2 separate regions of the Homo sapiens genome follow, and region 1 is linked to region 2. Evidence: read pairs that join two places in POLR2A ChIA-PET (ENCODE). Cell type or tissue: PC-9. All regions are shown on one strand. Each heading gives the region's core, and the rest is flanking DNA. Links, peaks and the distances in the headings are about the cores only. Region 1 overlaps JUN-DT (JUN divergent transcript). Region 2 has its middle 24 kb from the start of LINC02777.

The links. ChIA-PET counts read pairs that join two places held together with the same protein. Peaks named below come from ENCODE experiments on the same cell type or tissue, not always from the same donor. Only the 100,000 strongest peaks of a DNase experiment are listed, where the experiment ranks them.
Region 1: POLR2A ChIA-PET joins it to region 2 with 16 read pairs; 4 of 35 experiments call an interaction of 5 or more read pairs at or near these places.

What each region holds. Positions count from the first base shown.
Region 1 is chr1:58,800,150-58,816,608 of GRCh38, forward strand. All of the region lies in intron 1 of JUN-DT (JUN divergent transcript), which reads left to right. It overlaps LOC101926907 (a long non-coding RNA gene), which reads left to right and starts at 14,291. Exons shown (of 2, transcript XR_246327.5): 1 at 14,291-14,363; 2 at 15,119-15,893. RefSeq lists silencers at 4,748-5,042, 15,213-15,412, 16,225-16,374 and enhancers at 13,779-14,775, 14,776-15,771. In PC-9, for the core only: no CTCF peak of the experiment used is centred there; no DNase peak of the experiment used is centred there; H3K27ac peaks cover 157 bases.
Region 2 is chr1:58,920,045-58,936,503 of GRCh38, forward strand. No RefSeq gene overlaps it. Among named protein-coding and RNA genes, the nearest start is that of LINC02777, 24 kb to the left of the region's middle. RefSeq lists enhancers at 1,899-2,400, 2,401-2,900. In PC-9, for the core only: no CTCF peak of the experiment used is centred there; DNase peaks (open chromatin) are centred at 8,677 and 9,837; H3K4me3 peaks cover 743 bases; H3K27ac peaks cover 2,609 bases.

The DNA.
Region 1 (16,459 bases), core at 7,081-11,080, 120 kb before region 2:
CAGATCTCCTCAGTCTGATACTTGACCCTTTCCTTTACTCACTATATGAACTTGGTGAAATTCCTTTCTGGATATCAGTTTTCTCTGCTGTCAAATGAGGCTCATGACAACCTATTTCAGAGAGTTATCATGAATGTTAAATTAATTGATATGTAAAGTACTTAGATTAGTACCTGACACAGTAAATGCCCAATAAATATTAACAGGAATTGCTAGTGTGATAACTGCTATATAGAGACAATAAGTCAACAAATCAATATAAAATCACAAGAAGCAATGTGTGTTATGAATGCAAAGAACTGGGTGAGACTTGCCTATAACTTAGAACTATGTTTTCCCTGGGGTGTAGCTCTGGAACTAGTTGAATATGTAAACATTATCTGACCAAAGAGTTGGCAAATGATTGTGCCTATGGATCATGAAGATCTCTAAATATCCTCTGATTTTGAAGAATAACATTGGGAACCTTTTTAAAGAGAATGATCAGATAGGGCCTCTCTGAGGAGGGGATGTAGATAAATGGTATAAACACTGAAACTGGCAGAAGGAGGGTAGTGTAAGAGAGGCATTACAGTTGGAGGAGAGATGGGAATGGTCACAGGCAGGAAAAAGCCACCAACAATGATCAGGTGTTGAGGCCTTTGCCCTGTGGGGTCTGTGCTTGGCCAGTTTTATTAAAAGAATCTTTGTTCCTTGACTGCCACTTAAAGTGTCACTCTATGTGCAGTCCTCCATTAGGGCTTTTGCATACTGGAGACCAGGCAGTTACCTCCCATATCTTGATGATTCTAGCACTCATGTCAGGTTATTACCATGAGCCCCTCTGTCCTGCCTGCTGAACTCTGCACCACTATGTCGGCTAGGCCATTGTTTCATTTATTATGTTAGGCTTGAGAAAATTTAAGAAAGGAAATATAAGAATAGACATTTCTAGGTACTTTGGTCTAAATTCAATCCCAATCCTTAAAGGTGGTTTGGCTTGTTTGTTTGTTTTGACTTTAAGTTCTGGGATACATGTGCAGAACGTGCAGGTTTGTTACATTGGTATACCTGTGCCATGGTGGTTTGCTGCACCTATCAACCCATCATCTAGGTCTTAAGCCCTACATGCATTAGGTATTTCTCCTAATGCTATCCCTCCCCTAGCCCCCCACCCCACAACAGCCCCTGGAGTGTGATGTTCCCCTCCCTGTGTCCATGTGTTCTCACTGTTGAACTCCCACTTATGAGTGAGAACATGTGGTGTTTGATTTTCTGTTCCTGTGTTAGTTTGCTGAGAATGATGGCTTCCAGCTTCATCCATGTCCCTGCAAAGGACATGAACTCATTTTTTATGGCTGTATAGTATTCCATGGTGTATATGTGCCACATTTTCTTTATGCAGTTTATCATTGATGGGCATTTGGGTTCCAATCCCTAAGTTTTATTCAGTATATGGTACCAGCTATATGCACTTTGGGTAACCTTGGTCACATCATCTCATTTGCCTGCTCATTCACGGATACTTATTCAACAAATACCAATTGAGCAAGATGTATGTGCTAGTATGACAGAGAGATAGGTCACCTGGGGCCTCAGCTTCTCCACTGCTGAAGACTTGTGCCAGATCACTGGCTTTCAATGCAGTGTGGACTCCAGAGCCCTATTTTATTAAACAAATTAGAGTGGATTCAAGGTTATTCCTCTAATAGCTTCACTCCTTGGTATACTGAAGCTGTCTCAGGTGAAAGAGAAAATGGTGGAGTGACAGCTATAGGCTTGGAATTTTTGTTATTATTACCCAGAACTTAATTGATCTCTGCCTGAATTGTTAGGCTGTGTGAGCCTCACTTGCCACAAGGTCTTCATGAAAAGGATTGAGAACTGCTGAACTGAATGTTCTCTGAGATTCTTTCTAGCTCTGACATTCACAGAGTGCTGAGACAGTTTTTCTTTTTTCTTTGTTTTCATTTAACACTGTTTCACATGCACATTTCCAAGACTCCATATGGCTGATTTCCTTGTCAGTCTCAGAAACAGTGCTTCAGTTTTGCTTAGCAGTAGTCCTATTGGTTCCTGTCTTCCCTTGATTCCCTCTACTTTTACAGACTTTTTTCAGAGCCTTCATTTCAATGAATCCTAATGGTGTGTGTGTCTGTGTATTTGTCCACACTCAAGGTCTTTATCTGGTACCTACAGGCACTCAGCAACTACCAATTGGATGAATTAGTGAATTCTTAATGATTATCAATAATTTCATCTCACACACACACACATACACACACAGAGAGAGAGAGAGAGAGAGAGAATGAGAGAAATCATAACCTTTGGCTTATTTTACTTCTTTTTTGAGGGTGTTAATTTTCAAAACAGAATCGCTAGATCCAAAGTTTAGCAGCAAGTTTCATGCTTGTATTACCAGCTACCAGATTGCTGTGTTGCCTCTGTTTTATGTAAGCAGTAGTTTTTCTGATAACACTTGTGTTAATTATTTATAACATTATAAGTAATTAATCAAATCAAGGAGTGTTTTCTCTTCCTTTTTTTCTGGGTGTCAATATTCTTTCTATCCCAAACTCTAGTTGTTTCCCTAAAGCCATCAAATAAGAGGTTTGTCCTCTGAGTTTAACCAGAGAAAAAGAAATGGGCTGTTCCTGCTCTCCACCCTTTGCAATTTCTGTGATGATGATGATGATGATGATGATGATGGTGATGATGATGATGAAGGTAACTATAACAACCCTGTGAGAATATTAATAACCCCATTGACAGATGAGGAAACTAAGGCCCAGAGAGATGAAGTGATTTGCCCTCAGTCACACAGCTAGATATTAGCAAAGACAGGATTTATATCTGGTTCCATGAGACTCAGAACCTGGCCTCTTTCCACTAAACTACACTACATCACTCCCCACGTGGAAGTTCAGGGTCAGGAGCCTGGGGAGCAGCAGGTCTGTCAAGTTCTGCAGGGCTGAGCTGTTTATCATTGTGGAGGACACTCATCACTGTGCTAATTACATTAATTGCTGCCCACTCTGTGGCTAGGTGGGTGGCTTAACAACACCTAGCAACGTGGTAACGATGCCTGGGCCTGTCTTTATGCATGAAAACATCTGCCTTTTTTTTTAAACTCCTTCCTGTGGTGTCCAAGGATAGTAATTACAGGTTCTATTGGTTGGGAGTTAGTGATTCTCTACCCTGTAGGGAAAAGGTCAAGACTATGAACTTTGCCCTCTAACAGCCTTTTTACTGGAATCGGGAGGGAAACCGAAGATTTATTAAATATCAACCCTGTGCTTGACATTTTATTTAAGGGATCTTTTATAATCCTCATGATTCCTCAAGAAATAGGAATTATATTATTCTTACTTTGTTTATGAGAGTACACAGTCACCATGTTGGGGTCACATAGCAAGCTAGGAGCAGGTGGGAACAGGCTTAGAACTCAGGACTATCAGTGGACACATTTAGTCTTCACAAATTTATCTACACGACAGCATCTCGTAACAGAAGACAGTGTCTTTCTAATGTTTAGAACTGAATTATAGTGAGGCCGAGTCTGTATTTCCAGAGAACAAGCAAGGCATTAGGAGCTGGTGTTTTGTGGAGTTCTCTATTGGTAAAGGATGAATATTTGAGATGTCAGCCTTCCGACCTCCACTCCTTCCCTTAGTTTCTGAAAGAAATTAACAGAGTTTTCCAGTTGATTTTTAAATAAGTAATTTCAAGACCACCTCTGTCTACTTGTTGGGAATGGACAAGGTGGCTTTGGCAATTCATCATAATTGGGTAAATGACTTAATTTTCAGAGGCTCAGATAACAGACGATAATTTAGGAAGTAATTGACTTTGGAATGTTGTGTATTCATGTACTTTAAGGGTGTGCCCATATCTATATGTGTAGGTATATATGTCAATAAATGTGTGGTGCGTGTGTGTGTGTGTGTGTGTATTCTTCAGGAAGACTTAGAGTAGTAGTGGACTTAGATGATTTGGTTCCTTTTATACCTGCCATTTGTCTATAAATAAAGTTTAAATAAAGTTTAGCTTGTATACTAAAGCTCAGAACAACTACATCATATGATGATACAGGGTAGTAGTTAAGATATATGAAGCTAGGCCAGGGTTTGAATCTTTTTTTTTTGTTTGTTTGAATCTTGGCTCGGTCACTTACCAGCTGCTATGACTTGGGCAGGTCACTTAACCTCTCTGGCATCAGTTTTTTCATTTCTAGAAATAGGGATGATAACAATTCTCATCTCATGAGGTTCTTCTATGCCACGGAGGCTTTTGAGACAGGAACTATGTCTATACACTTTTCTGCACTCAGCCAGAATGAGGTTTGGAAGGAGCAGGCTTTGGACTTAGATACTCGATTCTGATTCCAGCACTCCCATATTGGCTGTCTGACCTTACAGAAACTATATACCTTTTCTGGACCTCAGATTCCTCATTTACACAATCAAGGCTCCTGATTTCTACCTAAAATGATTGCGATACCACAAGGTGGGACCCATGAGACCTGGTGCAGCAGTAACACACAGGAGGGATCCAGCGAAGGTTGGTTCTTTTTCCCCTTATTCCCATCCTAGGGTCTTACATTTAATAATTGGTGACTCAGTTCTTGTTTGATATGTAAAATACATTCTTTTGTCTCATACTCCATTTTTCCCTCTTTCCACTATTTTCCTTCTCCCTTTTCATAACACTTTCCTTTCTTTTACCTTTTTGGTCAGCTTCTATCTACTGTGATTGAAGCCCTCTGTCCAGGTCACCAGCCATTGTCTCCTGGATTGTGGCAGCAGCTTTCTAACTTGTCTCCTTGCCTCTATCTGTCCCTGTTGTTTCATTCTCCATGCAGGGCAGTCCTTCTGTAACCTGAACCAGACCTTGCTGCTCCTCTGTGCCACTCCCTCCGGTGGCTTCTCATCACCATGGCCTGCAAGGCTCTGTGTGACCTGTCTTCTGGCACTCCCTGACCTCCCTCTTAGCTCAGTCTGCTCCAGCCTCAAAGGCCTTCTGGCTGTTACTGGAACATTCAAGCACATTCTTGCTTTGGGTCTTTTATAAATATATACATCTGTCTGTGTGTATATATATATATACACACACACACACACACACACAAAAACACACACATACACACACATATATACACACACACATACACACACACACATATATAGTTCTCTCTTCCTCCAGATATCTGTAGGCTTCATCCTCTCACTTCCTTAGGCCTCTGCCCACATGGCACCATATCAGAAAGGCCTTCCCTGATGACTTAATATTAAAAAAAAAAACCCAAGCACTCCCAGTCCTCCGTTTTAGTTTTCCTCTTTTCTCTTATCAGTGGCATATTAGACACTTATTCATTTACTTATTTATTTTCTCTCTCCCCTGAGCAGCACGTGACCTCTATAAGAGCAGACTTGGTTTTGTTTTCTGCTGTGTCCCCAGAACCTGGAGCACAGTAAGTGCTCAATAAATATTTGCTGGATTTTGTGAATGTGTGTGTCCCCTTTATGAAATGGCACGGAAGAGCCTGCACTGACGCTCCAGGTGATTTGGGGCCTGAATGGGTCACTGATCAACTTTTATCTTAACCAGACCAGGGTGATGAGGAGAATTAGGTGGCTGCTCAGGGGCCCTTCACACACATACCTTTGGGACCAACGCTGTTTCGTCTGCAGCAATGGCGTGCCTGGCTTTCATGCTTGTGGTTTGTACCATAGTTGTGATGTTGTCTAGAATTCCCATGGCAGCTTTACAATATGATTAATTTTGCTCATATAGATACATATCGATTACGGATAAAGATGACTCAAGGTTTAAATTTAGCCCCACCACAACAAATTGAAAGTCACAGGTGTGCTACCTAATTGCTCCCAGACTATGAAAACAAAAGCACAATGTCTGCCAGCACTGAATCACTCTTCTCCACCCTTTTTCTCCCTTCCCTTCATGTTCTCTGTCTTAATTCTGTTCATGTCGTAAACCGTGGTAGCTTAGAAAAGTGAAAAATAACATCCGGAGTCCAAAGTTCCAGTCCTGACACCACCACTTGTTTACTGTGAGATCTCAAGCATGTTACCCCACCTCCCTGAGCTTCAGTTTCCTCTTTTGTAGAATAGACCTACTTGAAAACAGGTGCTCAATAACGTGTTGAATGAAAGATGCCTAAGTGAGACAGCATGGGTAGAATGTCTAGCCCAGGGTGAGCACTCAATAGATGCTAGTCACCGGCCATGCTAACTGATGCACCTGACTGTGCTGTCTTCATGAACTTTCTTTGGCTTTGGTTAACCATTAGGATAGGCAACCCAGCTGAAAACAGAGGATGGCTCATGACAAGGCCTTTCCTAATCAGTCTCTCACAAGGGCTTTTATGGAGGCCCTACTATGCGTACAGCAAGGTGGAAGATTCAGGGGTGGGTGGAGCATCAAGCCAGCGAGAGGCATAGTTACTGCTGCTATTGGTGCCCTGTGGCTGCTGTAACAAATGACCACAAGCTTTGTAGCTTAAAGCCACAGAAATGTATTCGCTCACAGTTCTAGAGGGCAAAGCATTTGAAATCAAAATGTTGGCAGGGCCACGCTCCCTCCAAGGGCCCTAAGGAAGAATCCACTCTCTGCCTTTTGCAGCTTCTGGCGACTCCTGGTGTTGCTTGGCTTGTGGAAGCACAGCTCCGTTCCGCGCCTCTGTCTTCACATGATCTTCCCTACTGTGTGTCTCTGTGTCTCAAATCTCCCTCACCTTTCTCTAATAAGGAAACCAATCATTGGATTTAGGGTCTACCCTAAATTCAAAATGTTTTCATCTTGAGATCCTTAACTTAATTACATCTGCAAGGACCCTATTTCTAAATAAGTTCACATTCATAAGTGTTGGGGTTTGGGGTTTAGGGTTTTGACATCTTTTTTGGGGTCCCAATTTAACCCAGCTACAGTGGCCTCCAGGAATTTCAGATTAGGGAAAGGAAGAGCACACACAGATGAACAAAAAAAGTTTCAAGTAGAGTTTGTAAGACAAATCTTATTTGAAGGTGGTTAGTAGGGGGTTGATCCATTAATTTTTTGATCCAGAAATATTCACTGAGCCCCTGCTATGCTGGGTGCTGGAGATAGAAATGAGGAAGCACAGTCTCTGCCTTCAAGGAGTTCACAGACTGCTTCAATGAACAGAGAAATGGACATTTATTGTTGAGCATGGTAGGAGCTGTGGTAGAAGTAGACCCCTGATGCGATGGGCATTAGCAGGTCTGAGTTACAACCTCGGGGCTGGTGTTCAGAGAGGGCTTTCTGCAGGAAGTATTATCCCTTCCAAGGCCTAAAGGTTGAGGGAGTAGGAGCTGGCCAGGCCCAAGCGGGAATGGTTCTAGGAAGAAGGAATGGAGGAAAGACAGGCTGGCCTGTATAGGTTCTGCACTATGTAGGGGGCTGGAGAGGTGCACAAGGGATCAGATTGAATGGGATGCTGAAAACCACAGAAAGCTATGGAGAGCCATAGAAAGACTGTAGGGAGGGGAGTGACATGACTAGATCTGTATGTTAAAAATAAAAATTGGAGAAGGTCTTTTGAGAAAAGTGATTTTCTAATAGAATTTTATTTGATCCTTTTTTTAAAAAAAGAAGCATAACATATATACAGAAATGCATACAAGTCATAAGAGGTGCATTTTGATGAATGATTACAAAGTGAATAGCCCTGTGTATATACTGCTTAGGTTTTCCAGATGTATAGGTTGTCAGAGTACAGGCAGAATAGAGGAGAGATGGCCTAATCATTTGGAATTTCTCTTCTTTGTCCTGTGGAGAAATGGCTTTCATAACAGAAAGAATATGGGATCTAGGGTAGAAAGGCTCAGTTTTGAGCTCTATATCTGGTATTTCCTTTTTGTATGATCTCAGGCAAATGGCTACACTTTCCTTATCCTCAGTTTCACTACTGAGAGTGGACTAGCTATGTCTTCTTCACTAAGATGGTGTGCAGGTAAAATAGGACAAAGCTGGTAAAAAGCTCTCTGCATTATGCAAAATAGTTGCCCATATAATTCTAAAATTCCAATCTGTCTCAGATATAGACTGCTTCACTTTATCTTCTTCCTTCTTTATATGACATTTTGACAGATGAATGAGGAGGGAAGGAGGGGAGGGAGTTTCTCTTTTTGTAATGCTTTTTTTTTTTTGGTTTTGTTTTCCATTTCAAAATGCCAGCCACATCTGGAGTGGCTCTCCTATACCCTTCTCTGTCCCTACTCTTCCTGCTCATTGCTGGCCATCTTACCCAACCAGGCCCAAAGAGGCAGGGGAAGGAGGGCGGGAATGAGGGCATGAAAAGAGCTTCGAGGTGAAAAGAAGTCCCTTCGTCTTCCTTGAGGGTCCCTGCTGTCCCCAGCTGTGCACTAGGCATTTGGGATGGAGGTGGGGGGATGTAGATGGGAAACATGCCCTTCACTTTCAGTGTGATGTCAAGTCTGTTGAGGCAAAATGAAAACAGCCTAGGCCGAGCGCGGTGGCTCACGCCTGTAATCCCAGCACTTTGAGAGGCCGAGGCGGGCGGATCACGAGGTCAGGAGATCAAGACCATCCTGGCTAACACGGTGAAACCCCCTCTCTACTAAAAATACAAAAAAAAGTTAGCCAGGCATGGTGGCAGGCACCTGTAGTCCCAGCTACTCGGGAGGCTGAGGCAGGAGAATTGCGTGAACCTGGGAGGCAGAGCTTGCAGTGAGCCGAGATCTGGCCACTGCACTCCAGCCTGGGCAAGAGAGTGAGACTACGTCTCAAAAAAAAAAAAAAAACAAAAAACAAAAAACAGCCTAATAGCAGAGCAAGACCAGCTAAGGTCAAAGTCTTAGTGTCAGAGGCAAATAGCCCCAAAGGAGGCTGGAAACAGAAGAGACCACTTCACTGGGTAAAACACCTACAGAAGGTGAGCTCAGTGCTAGGCTCTCCCTTCTCTCCTCTCATTTCAAATTCTTGGCATTTTATGCAATAAATATATTTAAGCACCTATAGCATATCAGACCATTATTTTATACACATTGTTTTATTTGATCCTCAGAACAACACTAAAAGCTAAGTATTATAATTACCATCTTTTGGAGGAAGGGGACCAAGATTTACAGATTTGCTCAAGATCACACCACTGTTAAAAGAAGGAAATAGCTTTGAACCCACACCCATCCAGTCCCACAAATCCTGCTCTTTCCACTCTGCTATACCGTTCGTTGAACGTATGTGGAAGGGAGCCACGCGCTTTATCGGGCTGCATCACATTGCATGCATTTTTAGTATATGTGTGCACATGCCAACAGGCATGTGGGAATCCTGCTGGGTGAGTTGTAATGAGGGCGTTTTGAGTGGCTAGATGCATTTTTGCTGGTGAGGCCTGGCTCAAGGAGAACAGGAAAGGAAGCATACAAACCCAGTGTGTGGGAGGCTAGTCACACGGTGTGAGGGCTTGTCCTTGAACAAACTATTGGGAAATGGGTCTGTTAAGCCCTGGTGAAACTTTACTTTACTGGGGGGCCCCTAGGTTTTTCCATGACTATTTGATTTCCAAAGCATAATTCATTCCCAATTCTTGAAAAAAAAGAAAAAGCAATATTTGTTTAGCACCTCCTGTGTGCCAGGCATGGTGCTTGGTGCTTTACATATGTGACATCATTTAATTCTCACAAACCCTTGCCCATTAGTGCCACTGTTCAGCCCAGGAGACAGATTCAGGAAGTTCAGGCGATTTGTTCAAGATTCTTCAGCTGGTGTGGAGCAGCACTGGGGTTCCTGCCCTGTGCTGTTCAACAGCAAGTCACACTGGCATTTTAAAGTTATTGGTGGGACATTCTGTCTTTTAATATAGTTGTAAATTATCTCTAATCATGAAATAGGATGACAGCATACTGATCCTTCCTCTCCTCTTTTAGAAAAAGAAAGGCATTATCTTTTCATTCCTGAGTAACTAAGATTCTTTGCCCCAGAGGTAAAAATCTCCACTCCAGGTTACTCATGTGTCATTGTCCGGAGGGTACAATTGCTACTCTTGCTTTCGTTTGGCCCTTTTTCTTCTTCTTTTCCTAAGGTACCTGGCCTCTTTCAAGATATCTCTCACTCCCCCATACCCATCACTATAGTATAAGGCTGCTGAGGTGGCACCAGCCATGATAAGGAAGGCAGGGACCTGTGGCCTGGATGAGCCTGTAGTCAGAGAGACCTGGTGTGTATGGAGTCTAGAGGGCCCTCTGAGGTTTGAGATAGGCCTAATAGTCTCCCAAAGACCCCTGGTCCCTGCTCACCTAGTGCCATCATAGAAGGGAAAAGATGTTCTTGGTGTCACTGGAGAACATTTGGCTTTGGAGATAAGTGTTTGGGCCACCAGCCCCCTTCAAGAATATATAGCAATTATGAGTGTCTGGATGGACCTCATTTTTTGCACTGGGCGGATAGATTAACCAAACCTCCCAGAAGTGGAATGAATAACAAAGAGAAAGGTCTTTGCAATTCTAGGGCTTGTCCTTTCACATCTCTTTTAAGGCTTGTGAAAGCAGCGAGCAGTGGGGAGGGAGATGGGTGGAATGGGCATTTGTTAACGAGGAGAAATCCTGAGATGCTTGGTTGTGTGACCTGGGGTTGGGAAGCCACTCCACTTCACATCTCTGAGTCTCAATTTTCCCTTCTGCCATTTGGCAAAGGGAATGCTTCCCTTCCTCTTCCCCTGCCCCAGACGGCTGCTGTGAGAATGAGATGAGAATATGTTTAGGGTTTTGGAGTGATGTCCGAACTCAGAGAAGGTGCTTAGGCCAAAGTCAAGAGGCCTGAGGTGTACTCCAGACTCTGCCCTGAACTCAGTATCTCTTCTTTCCGGGGCTTCCTTTCTATAAAATGGGGGAATGAGGGTAGCTTTCTTTCTTTTTTTTTTTTTTCCCTCAATGGTCACTTTTGATTCTAAATGCCATAATGCCATGACTGTTTTCTCAAAGTAGAGGATTAGATGCAACTTTTAGGAGATAAATGGATCATTTAATAGTTACCTGTTCAGTCATTTAACAAATGTTTAATGAGGACCTACCACATGTCAGCCACAGTGCTAGGTAATGGATAGAATAACAAACAAAACAGACGTAGCCCCTGCCCTCATGGAACTTCTAGTCTAGTATAAGACTGTTTGGAAGAACTTCCTCATCTCAGATAGTTGAAGAAGTTCCAGGGCTCCAAGGGGAATGTCGTTAGTTAAAAGAACAATGTCAGGAATGTAATAGGTGCTCAAATATTTGTTAAATGAATAAATCAATACAAGCACCTGAAGGAAGCTCTTGCAGTAACCCTAGAGTTAGGAGCAGTTCTTTGGAGTCCAGAAAGACTGTGGGAGCTCTGGCAAAGGGTGTATGTAATTGCTAAATAGTTTGTTTGTTGAGACACCTGTGGATGGGAGGATCTGCCCCTACCTGCCTGGTTCTCAAGGTGGCCACTTACTGGGAACAACGATGGCTTCACTTGCCAGGTCTTTTCCCCAGAGGTGGAGCCCATGCAGATGCTGGAACTGAAGGGGGGAAGGGAAAAGTGGCCAGGGAAAAATGCCAGTGTTTGTATGACATTTGGGCTAAGCCCAGAGGACCCATAGAGATTGTGGGGTCTCATCTGTATCCTGTCAGAGGGGTAACTGAGGCCTAGATGGGATGTGAGGTCACAAAAGAGTTGGCTCCAAGCCATGTCAGGAGGCTGGATGGGGAGGTGGAAAGAACCTGGGCTTAGGAGTTGGAGAGTACTTGGGTTTGAAGGCTGTGGATCCTTGGGTAAATCACTTAATCTCTCTGAATCAGCTTTCTCATCTGTTGAAGAGACATCACAGTGGTGGCATCTGAAAGATGTCATGAGGTATAATGTGTCTTGGACACCTAAAATCAGGACCCAGGACTAACTATAGACCTGATAATCAGTATTTATAATTATTACATTATTAGGACCCAGGTCCTATTTCTGTGCAATGTTGAAAGATAGTGATAAGAACAATTTAGATCAGAACTTACAAGTTTGCATGATCTTCATTATAAATGAAATAGTGAAACAATGCTGAGCGGATTTACAGAGGCGTAACTCATTCATTAACCAGCTTAGACAGGCATTTTCCCCCCTCTTTGGGATTGGTTTTCTCTTCTGTTAAATGGGGATAATTTTTATGCTCAACCTCTTCTCATCCATCTATTAAACATTTATTGAATGCCTATTAGGAGTCATAATATGCTTAGTGCTGAGGACACAGGAAGAGGACATAGTTCCTGACCCTAAGGAGCTCATTACCTAGTGGGACACTATTAAACAGATACAACACAGAATAGTATGTATAGAGCATGGTATGTAGCAGGGGCCTATTCCTGTCTGAGTGGACAAGGAGGCTTCCTAGAGGAAGCAACATTTAAAGCTGAGGGCTGAAGGATGAATAGGATTTAACCAAGTAAAAGTAAGAAAGGAAGTGGGGAGCTGGAAAGGGCATTCCAGGAAGAAGAAACTGCATGTGCAAAGGCCAGGAGGTCAGAGCGCACAGTGGATATGACGATGTGGCTAGCTGAGCATGTCTGTGCAGTGTCAACTTTGTTGTGAACACAGAGGGAGGCTACTGGGAAATTTTAAGCAAGAGAGTTGGAGTATGATCACATTTGCATGTTAGAAAGAACACTCAGGGTTATATGCACTTGAATGAAGTTTTATTATGGAGAGCAGTTGGAACAAGTCGATTCTTTCCTCCTCCTCCATCATCCTCCTCTTTTCCCTGTCCACATAACATGGCTCACATGAGATAAAATAACCCACACAAGCATGCCTTGTGTAATGTCTGCCACATAGTAGGTGTCCAATTATCATATAATTCCCCCCTTTTTAAATGTAGTTCCTGAAAGAGAAATCCCCTGGCATGAAGCACAAGTTGGGGCAAAAACGGTGAGGGTGTGGCTGTTTGTATCTTCTGGCTGGTGTTTGGGTATAGCCGACAGGATTTAGGTCAGAGGAAGTTCCCCAGACAGTTCAGCCTCAACCAGTCATCTGGGGTTTCAGGGAGGGCAGGTGAAGGTCATAATATCCCCCTATTTCAGGAGGCCACCCCTCCCCAGGATCCTGATCTTGAAATGTACCAGACATGGACCATTGCGTTAATTTGTCTGGGTCGGCTTCCTCATCTGTAAAATGGGTATAAGGTTACCTGTGCTGTCAGCCACATGGGGTTGTTGTAAGAAACAGAAAAGTGTGAACCACCACAAAATAATATAAGACTACATTAATTAATGGCTACCCTGGGCTGGGCCTTGTTCTGTGAAGTAGATATTATCAATTATCCCTATTATACAGATAGCAAAACCAAGGGTCAGAGAGATTATGTGAATCACCCACAGGCACAGAATAAGTGGCTGTAGCTGGAGCGCTGGCATTTTAACCACAACACTGTGACACCATGACTTGTTCTCCTTTGAAAACCACCTCCTGCTCCCTGAGCTCTTAGCTTGATGCAGTACTCCAGAAATGAGTGTAGAAAGATGGAAGAAGGAAGGAAAGGGGCAGTGTTTGAAGTCTGAGAGTCTTTCCAGATGCCTCCCTACTCCTCACCCCACCAACTCAGGGTCTTCTTCCAGATGCACTCTGGGAAATGGCTCATGGCATCCTCTTAAAATGACCTGTTACCTGACTCCTCATTAGATGGGGACACGTGGGGGAAGGGACTGTTTGGTTTGCGTTGGTATCCCCAGGGTCTAGTACAATGGCTGGCACTCAGTAAATGTTTGTGAATAAATTCCTCCTGTCATTGTCTGAATTTTCTGCCCATGCTGTCCTCTTGGCCAAGAGATCTAAAAGCAAACGAGCTGGGGCTTCTGGAAAGTCTTCCAAGGTCAGTGGATGCATGTGTGATGGAGGCCCAGCAAGAGGTCAGTGTGTTGCCCTGGGGCAAGCCTGCAGGATGGACCCAGAGGGCTGGGGTGGCCGGCTTCATCCAGCTCATTTTTCCCAAGGGATCTGGCGCTCACAGGCTGCACATAGAGCCCACGTGTTGTGTTGCGTGAGGACCCCTAAGGATTTGTTGAGTGGTCCTAGGTGCTCAAGTCACTGTACCTGCAGGGTGGCTTGAGCTGGGCCCACCTGACTGATTGGCTGGTCAATAGGTGGCCTGAGAACCAAAACTAGCCTCCAGCACATTGAGCAACCGGCTTCCTTCCTGCCCCGGGTCAGGAGCTGGGCCAGGGAAAGTGAAGAAACCTGTTTGGGGCCTCGGCAGGGTGGGCGTGGGTGGGGCCCTGCCGGGAAAAGAGGCGCCTAGACCAGTTAGTTTCCTTTGCTCCAGGACCGGATGCGGAGCCGGGACTCAGGTGGAGGCAGGAGAAATACGCACCCTGGGTGCACCTGTAAGTCCTCCAGGACTACATTGGTTTTGGCTATGACATGACCAGGGGCTCTGGGTCGGTGGTCACCGGGCGTGGGGCTTCTGGCTGCTAAATCAGGAGAGTGAGCGGGCCGGGCGGCGGCGAATGAGTTGACGGGTGGAGCTGGAAGAGGCTTTGGCGATCCAGCGGGCAAGCGAAGGACACCGCGGGAAGGGGTGGTACCCGGAAACGCAGCTGGGCAGTCGCGCCGCTCCCCTGTCCTCGCCAGCGCGCTTTCTCTTCCTGGCCCCTGCGCCTCCTCCGGGCCCCGCGGTGGCGTGAAAGGCGCTCAGGACAGACTTGTATTTGAATCCAAGCTGTTCCACCCACACGCTTTTGTTCTTGGGCGAGTGACTTCTATCTGACCCAGAGTTTTCCCAGACGAAAGTGGGAAGACGGTGCCTACCCCAAAGCGTCGTGGGAATGAAAGTCAATGAAGTGACATAGGAAAGGTGCCTAGCACATGGCAGGTGCTGAGCAAAGCGGGGTTCCCTTTCCCTTTGTTTAGCCCCAAGATCTCACTCCTAGCCCTGAAGTCGCGCCCCAAAGGCAGCCCCAGGACGGCGGGGTCTGGGAGGCAGGAGGCCTGGCCTGGCAATAACTCATTTGAATCATTTGATCCTCAAATGGGATGGGGGCGAGTGGGCGGATTCTGAGGCTGCCTTTGGAATGCGTTTCTGTGATCCTAGGAGGGAATTTCAATGCATTCTTCCATTCACGTATTTATTTATTCACAGATTCCTATCAGGCGAAGGCCGCCTTTCCTGGCCTCCCCCACAGGCCCGCCAGCGATTCGTCCTTACAAGGCTAGCCTCCACGGGCTGCCCTCTGTGTAAATAAAGCCACAGACTTCCGCCCACAGGTCGCCGCAGGTCCCGCCCGCAGCGCCGGGCCGCGGGGGAGGCGGGAACTGGTGCTACGGCCGCTACGCAGGCCTCGGGAGGCTCGGAGCCCGCCACGCCCCAGCCCTCTCGCAGGGCCGGGGAGCCACGGGGCCAAAAGGAGGAGCAGGTGGAAGAAATCCAGGCTCAGACCGTCGGAGTCCCCACCCATGAGCACCCTTCTCCACTGATCACTCAGAACATGGTAGGCCCTAGAGAGACAGCAGCCCGAATCTTCCCAGAAACCCTGCAGGAGATTCCTTCTTCCCATTTTATAGAAGGGAGGCTGAGGCTCGGCACGTTGAAATGGCTTGACCAAGGTCCCACAGGCAAAAAAATGGTACAGCAAGATATTGTAACCCAATATCTGGCTGCAAAACCCAGTCTCTCCCCAACCCACCTATCGTCACCGAGATTGTAAAACTTCTAACCGGGAAGAATCAAATACATGCACAACGGGTTACAGGTTAACAGACAGATGGGAGCGGAAAGGGACATTCCAGCGCTTCCCTGGGCGTGTCGCACAGGGCAACTCCAACCACAGGCGAATTTTCCTGGGTGACAGTTAAACTCCTTTTTGCATGAAAAAATACAGATTCTTATTAAAACAATAATCGATTAGACTATAAAACTCTCAAAGTTATTTCGGATCAAAATTATTTTCGGCTGTTTCCACACCTTTTTTTCTCGATTGTGCAGAAATTCTTCACACCGTCTGCACAGATGGGCAAACTGAGACCCGGACGAGTCCCATTGAGAGAGAGAGGCAGAGCCGGGGTTGGGAGAAGACTGAGATTTCTGGGATCCGGCTTGGGGTGTTTCCGCTGGGTGGGGGCGCCGGTTTGCGAAGAGCTTTCCTCGGACAGCTACTGCTGATTTTTGTCGCTCAGCCAGCCAAGTGGGGGCGATTCTGAGTAATCGCAGGCAATCAGCGCGGCTGGGGTTAAAAGCGAAAGGGACTCGCGGGCGAACGGCCGGGGAGGGCGGCGGGCACAGAGCCCAGACGCCGGCAAAGGCGGGGCGCCGCCGGGGTTCCCTCGGTGCGAGCGCGCGCGGCACTTCCTGCTTTTGCTCCTCCCTGCGGTCCTGCCGGCCGTTGTAAACTGGCGCTGCGGGCCACACCCGTGTTCCAGGCCCGCTAACCCACCGGCGGCCCCAGAGCCCCAGGCGGCCCCAGAGACCCAGCCTCAATCCTCA
Region 2 (16,459 bases), core at 6,557-10,556:
GGGATGGCTGCTGTCAGGGGATGGGAGAACATATGGTGGTCTGTTGTGAATGTGATCTGTTTTTTGTGTTGTTGTTAAACTTCCTCTTGTTAGCATTGGGCCAGTTATGTAAGAGCTTGAGGGTCCATATGGTTTGTTGCATAAGACGCCAAAGAGGAACATGGTTTGCCATTGCCTTGCAGCTACTCCAATTGTGAATTTAAAAAATGTGGCCACAGTGTTATATTTGGGCAATGGAGTCAAGTAGTCCTGGATTTGAATATCAGTTCCACCACTGGTTAGCTGTATGACCCTGGGTAAGTTACCTAACCTCTCTGAAACTTAAACTCTCAAAGACTCAATAGCCTTCTTGCAAAATGGAGAAAACAGTACGTACTTCATATAGCTGTTAAGAGGATACAGTAATGCTAAATGACGAGTTAACGGGTGCGGCACACCAGCATGGCACATATATACATATGTAATTAGCCTGCACATTGTGCACATGTACCCTAAAACTTAAAGTATAATAATAATAAAATAAAAAAAGAGGATACAGAATTAATAATGCTAGTTACAATGTATTGAGTATCCCAAATTTGCAATACTGTGTGCTTTACAAATATTGCTTTGTTTAAACCTCACAGAAATCCTTGGAAGTAGCTGTTACTCTTTTTATGTTTCAAAGAGGAAACTGAGGAGCAAAGTGATGGAATGGCTTCCCTCATCTAATAGGAAGCTGTGGAGCTAAGATTCAAACATATGTTCCTGCCAAGAAGAGCTATTGACATTGGGCCTCACTGTCTCCAGTGCTGGTGAAGCACTAGGCACATAACAGGTGCCAAGTCAATGTGATCCTAGACTATAGGCTTCATGAGGCAAGACATTTGGACAATTTTGTTCACTACTGCATCCCCAGGTTTAAAAACCGTGCTGGGTGCAGAGTAGGCATTCAGTAATAACTTTTGGACTAAATAAATGGATTCTGCATTTATGGCATAGCTGTCAGTTCTGGAGGTGGAGCTGCTTGGGTTTGAATCCCAACTCTGCCATTTACTAGCTGTGAAAATAGCTAATTCAGTTGGTTGGTTCATTTTCCAGCACAGTGTTCTCATCTGTATACTGCGATTACTGGTCACTTCCTCTCGATAACTGTCCCTTTCCCTGTTTTCTTCTGGATGCACAGATCAATCCTCTATCCCAGGCTTATTCATCTATACCCCACCCGATTTAAGATGAAACAAAACCCCAAACACAAAACTGCAACAACAAACTTACCTGTGCTTTCTGGAGCTCCTATATGAACTTATCCTTACTAATGCAAATAGATGACAAGATTAATATGTTATCTTTATCAGAGGGATTTGCATCTCAGCAAGTACATTCTTGAAATATGGTGATTTAACCCACGGCGTAATTGCTTACTGGAAGAATTACACACAACCTATAGGAAGTCATTACTAAGAAGAGTTCTTGGGTGTTACTCTGGCTCGGTGGAAAAGGTCATGATCAATTGGTGATGCCTGCAAAGGCATGGAGGGAGGTGCTTGGGGCTTGAATGCCATCCTGGACTAAGCTGATCTTCCCATATTTTAGAGCTGAGGAAACTGACTGAGGCTCTATCAAGGAAAAGTGACTTGCTCAAAATAAATAATTAGGCTTCAGAAGCAGCATTAGACTCTTGCTTTTTTCTGATTCACAGTCCAGTTCTTTTGCCCTAATCTTCCAACATACTGGTTTGGACCAAAGCTTATTGGGGGGAAAAAAAGAGGGGGAAGGAGAATTAACCTTCATGGAGCACCCACCCTAGACTGGAGACTCTCCATGAGATACTTTAAAAACATTTTCTTTTATCCTGTGAGGTGAGCAACATGTCTCCCATTTTACAGATGAGGAAGCCGAGTCTCAGAGAAGTGATGTAACTTACCCAAGGTCCCAGAGCCAGAGAGGGAAGCCTGACCTGACCTGGATCCTTATTCCTGCGTCTGGGGATGATTTGAACCCACACTCCAAGGCTAAATATTTGTCCACCCCACAGGTTCAAAAGTTGAGCATCCCTGCTCTCCCACCTACAGAACTAGCTGTGAAGGCTTGGGCAAGTGACTTCACTTCTCTGGGATAGATTTTTCATCTTTAAATAAGGACAATCAGCATACATTCCTTAAAGAATGTAATGAGGATTTAGTAAATTCGAGTACATAAAATGATGAATATCGGGTCTGTCCCATAGTAAGTACTCTTTTAATATTAGTTCAAAACAAACAAATCTGACACATGCGGCCTCACTCCAGTGCCCTGAGAGGCTAGAGGTGCTGGGATGGCCCACACAGGGCCCAGGGAGACGGCAGCCAGGCCCAGCCTCCCCGGAGCCTTTGCTCCGTGTTTTGGCACAAGGCCCGGGACTGAGGAGTCCCCATTCCTCTCTCCTGTCAACTCAGCAGAACAAGCTGTTTCAAGGGAAGGTGGTTCCCCTTGAGAAAATGTTCTCGCACGCCCTGGAGGCTCTTGCCCTGCACGTCGTCAGCGATCAGCCGGTACAGGGCCTGGGCCCCACCCTGCACAACCATTCTTTCAAAGTCTGTATCCTGCCAAGTCATAAAAGGTAGTGTGCGGTCTGGACAGCTGTGGTCTTCTAGCAGAACTCCCCTTTGCTGATGACTTTGAACCAACTTTGTCTCTGTGTGCCTCAGTTTCAGGCCCTTTAAAATGAGGTGGTAATGAGCTGTCTGTCAACTCTTTGGTAGGAAGGTTGAGAGAAACCACTGGAGACACTGCCTCTTCTACCTCATTTCCCATGCCTTCTGCAAATGTCTGCAGTCTGGCCTCTGTCCCCTTGATGCCAAACAAAACCGCCCTGCCCAAGGTCACTGTTGTAAATCTAAATGACACCCCTCAGCAGCAGTGGGAGCATTCTGTCCTGGTGTGTTCTCTGACTCTGTGGCCTCTGATTCCCTTCCTCCCCATCTGGCCACTTTCTCATTCTCCTCTAAGGGATCCTTTCCTTCCTTCAGTCCTTAAATGCTGCAATTTCTCCAAGGTTCGGTCCCCAATCTCCTTTCTCCTCACTCTGTATACTCCCAGGGTGCTTAATACCACAAGCCTGGACCGAAGTCACTCTGAGAGTATATGGAGTGAGGAGAAAGGAGGTTCTCCTGCACTGTGTATTCCTCATCCTCACCACCCAATCATCCAACCCGTGATCTGGATCTCAGAGAATTGCACGGCCATTCATTCAGTAAATGTGTAATAAACACCTTCCAGGTGCAGGTACTGTTCAAGGAGTAAAGTTTACAGCAAAGGAGAGGACATAGTCCCTGCTCTTATAGCACTTACCCTGCTTCTACCAAGATGTCCAAGGGTCTGGGGCTCCTTGTAACTCCCTTCTCCCTCACCCTCTTTTGCAATTGGCCACCAAGTCTTGCCAATTCTGCTTCCATAGTATCACTTGAGTTGATTCCCTCTTTTCTGGATGTTCTCATTGCCATGACTTAGTTCAGGCAACTGCTTCCAACCTGGTCTCCCAGCGACTCCAGGCTTGCCCCGTCCAATGCACTGTACACTGCAGCCAGAGCTATTTTTAAAAAACACAGGCTGGGCACGGTGGCTCACGTCTGTAATTCCAGCACTTTGGGAGGCCGAGGCGGGTGGATCACGAGGTCAAGAGATCGAGACCATCCTGGCCAACGTGGTGAAACCCTGTCTCTACCAAAAATACAAAAATTAGCTGGGCATGGTGGCGTGTGCCTATAGTCCCAACTACTCTGGAGGCCGAGGCAGGAAAATTGCTTGAACCTGGGAGGCGGAGGTTGAAGTGAGCTGAGATTGAGCCACTGCACTCCAACCTGGTGACAGAGCGAGACTCCATCTCAAACAAACAAACAACAACAACAAAAAAAAACCCCCACAAATCTGGTTATGCTGCGCCTTTGCTTAAACCCTCCATGAGTCCTTCCCATCACCTTAATGATGAAGTCTAAGTCTCTTAGCTAGGTAGATGTGTATCAGTCAGGAAGGAGTCTATCAGGGAAACAGAATCAGTAAGAGACTAGGATTCTATCTATCTATCTATCTATCTATCTATCTATCTATCTATCTATCTATCTTTCTATCTTCTATCTATATCTATCTATCTTGTCTATCTACCTATCATCTGCCTTATCTATCTAATTTATCTATTTATCTTATCTACCCACCTATCTATCAAATCTATATATAATCTAATCTATCCATCTTATCTCTCTTTCTATCTGTCTGTCTATCTATCTATCTATCTATCTATCTATCTATCTATCATCTATCTATCTGTCTATCTAGAGATTTACTTCAAGGAATTAGCTTCTGTAGTTGTGGGATCTTGCTAGACATTTCTGATATATGCAGGGCAGGTCAGCCAGTTGGAAACTCTTGGGCAGAGCTGAAGCTGCAGTTCACAAGCTGAATTCTTTCTCTCTCAGGGAAATCTCAGTCTTGCTCTTAAGGCCTATCAATGGACTGACTGAGGCCCACTCATGTGATTGAGGACAATCTTCTTTACTTAAAGTCAACTGATTTTAGGTATTAACCATATTCACAAAATACCTTCTCAGCACACCTGGATTAGTGTTTGGTTGAATATCTGGGTACTATAGCCTAGTCAAGTTGACACATAAAACTAACCATCCTAACAGGGTGCTTCTGGACCTGATTCATGCCCGTCTCCCTCACCTCTTTTCTTCCCACCTCACACTAAGGCTCAGTCACCCCTTGCAGTGTGCCCACTGGCCTTCTGCCACCTGTCCTTGCACAGGCCTAGAATATTCCCCACCCCTTTCCCGGAGAACTTCTAGTCGTCTTTAAAACCACTGGGATGCTTCTTCTTCAGGAAGCCTTCCCTGATTCCTCCCCACCCAATCCCTCCCACTCTGAGTTAACTGCATTGTCTCTGAGTTTGTAAAGCCCCTACTAATCATGTGAGATGGAAACTGCCTCGGGGGCTGCAAGGTCTGGCTCAGTAGCATGTGAACAGCTCTAGAACAAAAACTTTCTATCACATCACTCTGGTAAGCCCCACATGATGCAAATCCCAATCAGCAGCAATGATCTCATTTACTTGTGAATAAATCTCCCCTCCCTATTAGAATGAAAGCTCCATGGAGGTAGGAACTGTACCTGTCTCTTTCAGGGCAGTATCTCTCAGACCTAACTGTGCCGGGCACATAGTAGATACTTAATAAACGTTTACTGAGCAAATTAATTAATAGTTGTTTGAATGGATTCAACAATAAATGTTAATTAAGAATCTTCTAAGTTCTAGGCATTATTGGGGACCTGGAAATATAATTATCAAGAAGGACAAGGATGCCCATCAATGATATATTAGAAAGAAAATGTGGTACATATACACCATGGAATACTATACAGCCATAAAAAGGAACAAGGTCATGTCCTTTGCTGGGACATGGATGGAGCCGGAAGCCATTATCCTCAGCAAACTAACACAGGAACAGAAAACCAAACACAACATGTTCTCACTTACAAAAGTGAGAGCTGAAAGATGAGAACACATGGACACATGAGAGGGAACAACACACACTGGGGCCTATCGGGGTTGGGGTGAGGGGAAGGAGAGCAGGAAGAATAGCTAATGCATGCTGGGCTTAATACCTAGGTGATGGGTTGATCTGTGCGACAAATCACTATGACACACGTTTACCTAGGTAACAAACCTGCACATCCTGCACATGTACCCTGGAACTTAAAATAAAAGTTGATTTAAAAAAAAAAAAAGAGGGACAAGGGCCAGCTCTCATGGAGCTCACATTCCAAGGAGGGGTGACAGGCAGCAACTAAATAAACTTATAAGTGATCAGGATAGGGAAATTAAAAATATAATATAGCTAATTAAATGAATAAAGGCACAAATGAATAAATGAATAATTGGAAATATCTATCTTTCATCTATTATTTATGCATCTGTCTACCTACCTACCTACCTACCTATCTGTCTGTCTATCTTCCCTTTCTTCAGCAAGAAACCTACATTGGGAGAGGGTAGGAAGTAGCGATATGGACACTAGATTTGGATTAGGAATTAGAAAGGTCTGACTCCATTCTTTACTGGTAGTGTGTGCCTGGTTAAGTAATCTAGCCCTGAGAATCTAGATCAGTTCTCTTATCTGTAATATAGGATTATGGTAACTGCTTTGTTTCTCCAACAGGGCTGTCATATCACATGAGGCAGCAAACATAAATGAACTTGGTGACTTGGAAGCTCTGTACCAATGTTAGGGGAGATTGTTGTTGATATTTGCAATTGTTGCAAGCAGAGCACTTTAGCTCCACCAGTTAATTGCATTGTTTAGTTGGAGAGAACCAGAAAGGAATTTTGGCATGGGACAGACCTGAGTTTCAGTTCCACTTCAGCCACTGCATGTTGAGTTGTGTGACCTTAAACATGAATTATTTCATCTTCCTTGGACTCGGTTTTCTGATCTGTGAAAATGGGGAAAGTAATTGCCCCCATCTAATAAGGCCATAAGGCAACAGCCAGGTTTAAACAAGGTAATCTATGTCAAGTGCTTGGCATAGGGTTAAGCCCATAGGAAGAGCTCAGCTAATATTAGCTACTAATAGTCATTCTGTCAATCATCGGTGGCTGTTCGTAAATGGAGCCATTCATGGTTCAATTTCTCAAGTCTCACTTTTCTGCCAGGAAACTTCCCAAGTCTTTATGCACCAACACCTGTGATTATGCAAAACCACAATCAGCGTTCATATTCCGAACATAAACAAATGGAGAATTCGCCCTTCAATACTCCCCCTCCCCATTTTTCAAAAAACAGTTTCTGGAACATAGAAAGATGAACTCTTCATTTCTATAGAAAACAAGTGTTCCTGGTTTTATAATCATATAACCCTGAAACAGTTATGTTTTTTCATGTAATGCATTTTAGAAGTTCCATAAAGGAGTCGTTGTCAAGAGAAAACACAGCTGGTGCCCAATTAGAGAGGTGAACGACACTAATGGACCAGCAGAACTCTTAATTAAGCTGGACCACAAACTGCAGGAGAGATGGCGGGTGGGAAACTGCAGTGGCCCACACACTCACGCAAAGGAATGAATGGGAAGGGCATTTAAGCTTTTAAAAGCTGGCTTTGCAGAGGCCAACACCTGATTTTGACTCACTCTGAACTTCTTTCTCTTCCTTTTCCCTGAGAAGCCTCAAGCTCTTTCACTTCTATTTGGGCATCAGTTTCTATCTTATTTGTCATCAGCTTCTGCGCTGGGAAGATTCTGAAAGTGGACTGGAGAGCAACAACTTCAGGAACATCTCCAGGGACTGCCTGTCTGCATTTCTTTCCTGCAGCACTGCTCTCTTTAGACAACTCCTGTCTCCCTCAGCAGTACCCCACTCACATCCAACTCTTGCTCATTTTTCCCATTGCTGCTGTCTTCTTTGCTCCCTCTTCCTACTGTGCCCTGTAGTATCCCCGTATTGTGCCAAATATACTCCACTTAAAACCTCACCTCTCTGCATGCCTTTGTCTCTGGATCTGAAGTGGAACCTGTATACTTTGCTGTCCCCATGGAGATGGTTTGTTTTTTCATATTCCACACACCTCAAAGCCAAGAAGCAGGACTGAGCTTCTTTTATGTCCCCTAATGCTACCTACACCTTAATCCTCTACCCTCCTGTGAAACAGATACACCTGCTGCCACACATTTGGTAATCACATCTGGAAAGAGATGCTGGATCTGCCATGCACTAAGAGAAGGTGTGTGTGTCTATTTGCGAGGTGGTATGAAGCGGAACAGAGGTTCTCAAAGTGCAGCCTTGGGACCAGCTGCTCAATGATCACCTGGGAACTTCTTAGAAATGGAAATTCTTGGGCTCCACTCCAGACTGACTGAATCAGAAACTCTAGGGGAGGGACCAAACATCCTGCTTTAACAAATCCTCCACCCCACCCCACCCCAGGCAATTCTAGTGATTACCCATGTTGGAAAACCACTAGTGCAGCATTTAAGGGTATGGGTTCTAAAGCTGGTTTACCTGAGTTCAAATCCCACTTGCGACTTACACTAGTGATGCCACGTTGGCCAACTTACACAATTCCTCTAGGCTTCTTTTTCCATCTCGTAAGATGGGAATAAAAATGGTATGTCCCTACAGGACATCATGAGATGACTGAAGTAGCTATACACCTAAAGTGTTTAGGACAGTGCCTAGCATGTAATAAGCTCTCATGAACTGTTAGCTCTTATTATTATCATCATTAGATGGAAATCAGAAAAGACCCTGGTCCTTGGGTGTTTGCATCTCTAGTCCTCCTGTTTGCTGTCATCTATGACGGGTAAGTGGCCCCCTCAAACCCAGTGCTTCTCCAGCTTTCCACGGTAGAGGCATGTGGACCTCCACACACACTTTTTTGAAATCTTATATTTTATTCCCAGGTTTGGCTATTAAAACATTATTTACAAATCTCATGTCCTGGTAAAATTTATAACCCAAGAAGCTACACTGTACTTCACCAGGGGCTTGTTGCATCCTTCCAGACCCCCTTTTCCCCAAGACTAGAAGTGTGGCTCCCTCTTTCCCACCTTCGACCTCCTCAACTCCAGGGACCTTTGCTTTATTCCGCGGCAGCCACCTATACTCAGAGCCGCACCCAGCTTTCATCTCGGCTGGCTACTGCTCCACCTTTGAAATCTCAAATAGCTGGGTCTCACTCTGACCCCTCCCTCTTATCTTTTCAGAGCTCTCCTCAGACTGACTCATTGACCTCCTCCTGAATTCCAGACTCTGAACCCCTTTCTCTGTTCCTTCCCAGTCTTTCAAACCTTATTGGTTTCTCGGATTTGCAACTTGCCATACCTCTTCCCCCTGCCACATTCATGGATGCATGGAGCAGGAGCAAGAAATAGACCTTTGTGTCTGCAGCCACCTAGAATTTTTTTTGTAATTCCTGTAGTATGACCTGGCTCATCTTGACTGGGGCACCTGCCTCTTAGGTGCATCTGAAGACCAAAGAGGTCACGTCTACAGAGCACTAAGCCCAGTGCCTGGACAATAATAACTGCTCAAGAAACATTAGCTGTTACTCTTACCCACCAAAATCACAGGGGCCACACACTGCCCTGTAATGTGTTTGCAAATTCCCAGTCAGATCCCTTCTCCTCTATGCAGTAGCGATTCCTATTATTTGTCATCCCACCAAACCTTCAGCCTTTGTAGAGAAAATAGAGGTAATCAGGTAGGAACTGTCTCAATAATTCTCACTCAAATTTATCTGCAGGTTTCCTTTCTGATCAATTTCCTTCCTATTTTAGAAGCAGTTGGGTATCTCCTGACCATAAGAACTGGAGGACAGACAGTGGGGTGACTTCTAAGACCAGGAAAGGTTGAACATTCATTCATTCATTCACTCATAAACCCCTGGGCCCAGAGAAAGCCCAGGTTTGAAGATTGAGACCTAAAGGGACTGCTATGCCAGATCTATTTTTCTTTCCCAAATAGTCCCTCCGCCCTCCTTATGCTCTCTTTTGTTTGCCATTCTCCCTCCCCACCAGGTACATGAGTAGTCAAAGCTGGGAGAGGGGGAGGACTGGACTGAAGCTCATGAATTAGGCCATCCTGTCACTGTCCCGGGTTTCAGGGGGAAAGGGAGAGAAGGCCAGTGAAGATCTTTAAGGAAAGCCTCAGGAAGGAGGTAAAGCAGGGACTATCCTTCTAGAACCTCTGTCGACTCTCCTGGCTACGTGAGCAGTTGACGTACGTGCAAAGGAAGGCCTGCATGCTTCCCCCTCTCCAGACAGGTTTCTCTGGAACCCCAACAGACAGACAGACAGTGATCTTTCTCCTCTCCAGACATCCTCAGCCGCCGCCGCTGACTCAGCCTCCCCGCCCTCCCCGTGGGTGGAGTAGGTAGGCAGCCCAGTCCCTGGGGTTGAAGCTGTAGGTGACATAAGGGCAAAGTCGCAAACATCTGCAGATATGAGACCTTTGATTTCTCCCCAAACCCCAGAACATTCACAACTCTGTCTCCTTTACCTGTCAGTCAGCCCCACCTTCCAGTTCCAAACCCAGACAAACTTCAGTTCCTTCTGTAGGAGATTGGAACACAGTGTCCCTGGAGGCACAGAAGGCCCCAGTTGAAATGACCTTTGGGACTAGCTAGCATTCCCTTTGAGGAGAAACAGGACTTCCCACCCATTCCAGAAAGGTCCAGGAGTCCTGGCTACAACATCTGAAAAGAGAGCAACTGACATCCCGGATGACTTACTTGTTCAGCACAGCAGACACAGCACCTTGGGTCTATAAGAAAATGTTTTCTTATAGAATAGTAAGATCTTTGTCTTCATGTCAATGTAGTTGTAAAGTATAATTTTACGCACACACACATACATGCACACTTTTCTGGAGAAAGGAGTCCACATAGGCAAAATTGCCTAGGGCCTGTGAAAATCATATTGCAGCCATGCTCATATCACCTCTCTAGGACTCAGTTTTCTCTTCTATAAAATACAGATCACAACACTTTCCACACCATTCCACCTCCAGTTTCACCAGTGTTCTGCCTGAACATCAATGACCTTAACATTTTCAGATTTGAAATGTTTGGAAGCCCCCCACATATACAATATGTAACAGCCAGATTCCTTAGTGTTGCATTTGAGGCCTTTCACTGTTTTCCACTTGGAGCTTCTACCTCGTACACAACTCTCCAGCTAGGAACATCATAACTCGTGCTGGTTGTTCTCAGAACAGGCTGAGCCTTGAGTTCCAGCGTGTCTTTGCACACTTAAAGCCCCTTTGCTTCAAAAGCATTCCCCTCCTCTTCTCTGCCGAATGGTCTCCTATGACAGCACAGCTAGCGAATTTGCAGCATCCAGTGAAAAATGAAAATGGGGGGCTCCTTGCTCAAAAATCGTTGAGAATTTCAAGATGGTAGAGCAGAACATTCAATCATGTATGGGGCTCTTCTGTGCTCATGGCCCTGTGGGCCTGCCCATGAAGCCATCTCTGCCTACTCCTTTTCTGAGATCACCTCAAATGTCACCTGATCTTTGAAGCAGTTTTTACTCTCCAAGACCAACAATAGGAAGACACAAAACGAAGCACTTCTTCTGTTCCAGGCATCATGCCAGGTGCTTTACAGATAAGGTCTCATTTATTCCTCACAACCACTCCATGAGGTAGGTAGTATTATGATCCCCATTTCTCTGATGGGTAAACTGAGGCTCAACAAGCAGTTGACAGAGTTGGCATTTAAACTGAGGGCTGCCTGAGCTTAGAGCTCATGGTCTTACCTATCAGGCTGCACCAACCCTTTCCACCACATGGTCTTTCAGTCTTGCTTCTGCTCTCCAATTTATAGAGACCCTAGGCCCGGGTCCTGTTCCTTTAGTCTCTGGGTATCCACCCCCTTAGCATGTCTGGTCCCCAAATACCCCAAGAGGCCAGTAGCTTTCCCAGCCTAGAGTACCTTCAGGTTTCCCAGGAGACATATGTGGAATCGAAACACTTTTTCCTTTGGGAATTATCGGTCATCCCCACATCCCCTGTGTCCCCAAGTCCAGTCCATTTGGTTTCTTTAAAAGGTATCTTGAGCCCCATGCCTCACTCCCAGTGCCAGTGTTAGCTCAGGCCTTTTTATCCTCTGCTAGACCTCAATGTCCCCTTCACTAGCCCTTCTAAATGCAGGCCTGACCATGTCACCCCTTCTTAAAATCCTTCAGTAGCTCCCCACTGCCCTCAGGTCCCTTAACCTGGCACACAGGACCCTGCCCACCCCTCGACTGGAACCCTCCCACATGATCATCACTAATTAATTACTTACAATTTCCAGAAGGAGTCATGTCTTGTCATGCTCCCGTGACTGTGCACATAATGTTCTCTTACCAGGAATCTGATCCCATAACACTTGGAAAACTCCTCCTAACGAGCCGAGGCTCATTTAGCATCACCTCTTACAGGAAGCCTTTCATAACTCCTGGCTCTTCCAAAGGCTGAGTTCCCATAACGTCCAGGCTTACTTCTGGCCCATCACTTAACTGTATTTATCCCAATTGGGCTGAGAGCCCTTCGAAGGTAAAAACTGTATCCAAGTCACCTCTGCATCTCCAGCCTCCAGCATGGGACCTCTTTGGCAACTGGAAGCACACAGTAGGTGTTTTCTGAGTAAAATCTATAGATGAATGATGTTCACCTGTCTGGCGTCAGGGATGCCCTTGCCACATCCGGGGGACAGCTACATCTTGGCAGCAGACAGAGAACAAACATCCAGGTGAGAACAGGACCACTGAGAGCTCCAGAAGGAAGCAAGATGGATGGCTTGATTACCTGATGTGCTTGAAGATTCTGAGAGCAGACTTAAATTTCTCACTGAGGGGAGAGGGATGTGTGTACCTAGGAAATAAAGCTAATAGATTTTTTTTTTTAAATGAGGCAGCAGTTTCAGTGAAAAGAATAAGTCATATAAAAGCAAAAATTTAATCATGATACAATATGGCTTAGCTGTGATTTATGTGGTCACAATGCTATAAAAACTAATCTAACAAAAGGAATGTTATATCTAGATTGGAAAGTTGGGAAAGGTAAAGTGTTTCCATGACAGAAGAGAGCTAAGTCGTTCTCTTTTGTAATGGAAAGTCAGTAGGCCATATAACTAATGAAAAAATTAAGAAAGAGACATGTAGACATAATATTTAGAAGCACGGACTTAAATACTGGAAGAAATATTGAACAGTGGCTGTCTCTGGGTGGTAAGATTTGGGCGTGGAGGGAAATGGGGCTGGGGAATGGGCTTTGTAGAACTATCTGACTTTTTGAACTATGTACATAATATTGGTAAGACACAAGATTAATTTTTAAAATACTGCTTGTGGTTTGAAGGCAGGAAAGTGTTGCAAGGCAAGCACGTCTGTCCAATCAGTCTGACTAATCTCCCTGAAATGCCACCTTGGGCATTTCTTCAGAGCCCTCTCAGGCCCAGGAACTGGACTGGGCTGGTCCGCCTTGCAATGCCCTCTGTGGCCTGGCCCCACCCTCCATGCACACGCCCTTTGCACCTCATTGACTGGCATCCTGCCATTTCTCCTGCAGATGCTATACCTCTTACCTCTAGGCTTTTGCCTAGGCTGTGCTCCTGCCTCTGTGTAATGCCTTTCCTCAATCTGCCCTCCCAGCTCCTTCCTCCAGCTGCCTGGGACAAGTGTGTTTGCTTTACCCCAGGACAGCCCTGCATTCAAGGGAGATTTTATTTGCTGCTTTCCCCTGGGCCTTTCTGTCTTGGCTCACACAGTTTGACAAAGTAAGAAGCCCTAGCAAGCCATGTTGCAGGCTCACCTCTTCTGTCTCATAGTTGAGGGCCTCTCTGAGTCTGTATCTTTGTCTGGAAAATCGAGATCTTCAGGCCTACTTGCCAGGATGTTTGTGAGAGTAGGTTGATGTGATGTTTATCAGAGATCTCAAGATAAACATCCTATTTCCAGTCCTCTCTTCTTTTGAAAAATCTCTGCCTGATAGCAGCTGTAGCTGCAGCAAGAGCTAATATCTATAGAATGTTTACAGTGTGACAAGCACTGCACTAAGTCATGCATTGTTTCATTTAATTCCCACATGACCCTCATTTTACAGATGAGGAAACAGAAGCTCATTGAAGGCAACTTGAAGGTGGATCTACATGTCCCTCCCCCACATTAGACCACAAGAGGCTCAAAGATAGGGAGAAATGCACACTCATGTTAAAGCTGCATTATTCACAACAGCCAAAAGGTGGAAGCAAGACAAGTAAGTGTCCGTTGATGGATGAATGGATATACAAACTGTGGTATATACATATGATAGAATATTACTCAGCCTTAAAAAGGAGGGAACACGCTACACATGGATGAACCTTGAAGATATTATGCTAAATGAAATAAGCCAGACACAAAAAGGCAAATAATGTATGATTCTACTTATATGAGGAGGCTAGAGTAGTCAAGTTCAGAGACAGAAAGTAGAATGGTGGATGCCAGGGGCTGGGGGAAAGGGGTCCAAAATTTTACTTTGGGAAAATGAAAGTTTTGGAGATGGATGGTGGTGATGGCTGCACAGTGCAAATGTACTCAATGACACTAAACTGTAATTTTAAAAATGGTCAAAATGATACATTTAAGGTCATGTATATTTTACCACAATAAAAATATTCTTTTTTTTTTTTTTTTTTTTGAGATGGAGTCTTGCTCTGTCACCCAGGCTGGAGTGCAGTGGCACAATCTCGGCTCATGCAACATCTGCCTCCCAGGTTCAAGCGATTCCCCTGCCTCAGCCTCCTGATTAGCTGGGACTACAGGCACCTGCCACCACAGCTGGCTAATTTTTTGTGGTTTTTTTTTGTTTTGTTTTGTTTTGTTTTGTTTTGTTTTGTTTTTTAGTAGAGACGGGGTTTCACTGTGTTAGCCAGGATGTCCCAATCTCCTGACCTCGTGATCCACCTGCCTTGGCCTCCCAAAGTGCTGGGATTACAAGCGTGAGCCACTATACCTGGCCAAAAACATTCTTTTTAAATGTGGTTAGAGACAGAAAGTAGAATAGAGGTCACCTGGGGCTGGGGGGAATGGAAGGAAGGTGGGTTTTTTTGTTTAATGGGTAAAGAGTTTTTTTGCTGGGGATGACGAAAAATTTTGGATGTAGATAGAGGTGATTCACACTACATTGTGAATGTGTTTAATGTCCCTGCATTGGACAATTATGAAGGTTAAAATGATAAATACTATGTTATGAGTATTTTCCCACAATTAACAAAAAATGGAAGGGAGACCCTGTGCCTCTTTGGTTTTTCTGGACCTAGAGGCTCAAGCGGGGTCTGGCAGACAGTAAAGGTTTACTTGAGAGCATTTGTCAGTTTGAATAGGCTTTTGTTGGAAGGCTGCCCACAGGAAAAGAACCTGAATAAGAAGGAACAAGATCAGGATTCCCATCCTGACTCAGTTTTTTGGCTAATTCTAGCTTCCCCCTGGTCAAAAGTTCCATGTATATATGGAATCCCCCAAGACAAAGACTCGACTGTAGTAACATAGACAGCAGCTATTAATCGCTAGGCTTTTTACATACACATAACTGTAGCCAACAATTATTGTATACAGTCATTGCCGCAGGGAAATTGGTTCCAGGACTCTTGTGGATACCCAAATCCAAGGATGCTCAAGCTCCTGAGATAAAATGGGGTAGTGTTTGCATATAACCTACACACATCCTCCTGTACACTTTAAATCATCTCTAGATTACTTACAACACCTAACACAATGTCTAGACATCACTTCACTTGTGTGGATTTAACATAGTACTTGGTACATGGCAAATTCAAGTTTTGCTTTTTGAAACTTTGCAATTATTTTTTTCCTGAATATTTTCAATCTGCAGTTGGTGCAATTCATAAATGCAAGACCCACGGATCCAAGAGGCCGACTGATACTGTTCTAAGCACTTTTCATGCCCTACTACAATACCTCTGGGATTGTTACTATTATAATCCCCATTTTGTAGCTGAGAAAATGGAGACTTACATTAACTAACCTGGGAGAGGTCAATAGCCAGGCTGCAGGGAGACTCAGATTTGCCCCCAGATGGTCTGGTTTGCTTAATGATCATGGTACTTGCCTTGACTCTACTCTGATGGCCCCAGCCTTTCTGCATTTCCTCCAGCCCCGCTCAGGAGGGAAGGAGAAGGCCCTTAAAGGGAGGAGGGAAGTTAAGGGCTTCCGAGGCAGGAGGCTTCTGAGGCAAGAAGGCATTAATACAAGATGAGGTTCTCAGGTCCCCAGCAGAGCTCTCTGCTGTCACCCATGTCACAGAAGCAGGGCAAGTCAGACTGGCGAGATGGGCTCCACATTGGTACAAACACAGGCTTGGGCATGGATCAGGATGATTTGGTTCAAGGGCTGGCCCAGTATTTGTTGGTCACGTGGCCCTGGACAAGCTACTTCACCTGTGCAATCCTCTGTGTTCTCATCTGTAAAGTGGCGACAGCAGCGGTATCCATCTCACTGGGTTTTATGGGGATTAAATAAATTAGTAAACGTAAACCTGCTAGTGAGAGTGGTGCCAGGCATGGCAAGCCCCACTAGCAGAGAGCTAGGATTGTGCTTGCGAACTTCCTGGAGTGATGTTGGGCAACTTCTCTTTCTCCCTGAGCCCCGCTGATCTCAGGTATGAAACAGAATTTCTAAAACTAACTCCACAGATTTGTTGTGAGGATTAAATGAATACTGTGTTTTGTATTAGTATCTGTTTATAAAGTTAACTTGTTCTCAAAAGTATTTAAGGTGGCTAACAATACAAGATTAGTTTTAATTTGAAAAGAAATAATTTGAGACTAAGAGAAAGGGGTGGTAAGGAAAAAGAACACCTACTATGTACCCATAAAAACTGAAAATAAAAAGAATTAAAATTAAACAGATCTTTAAAAAAAAAAACAGAAACAAGATCCTTTTTAAAAAGCCCTGGCTGCCCTG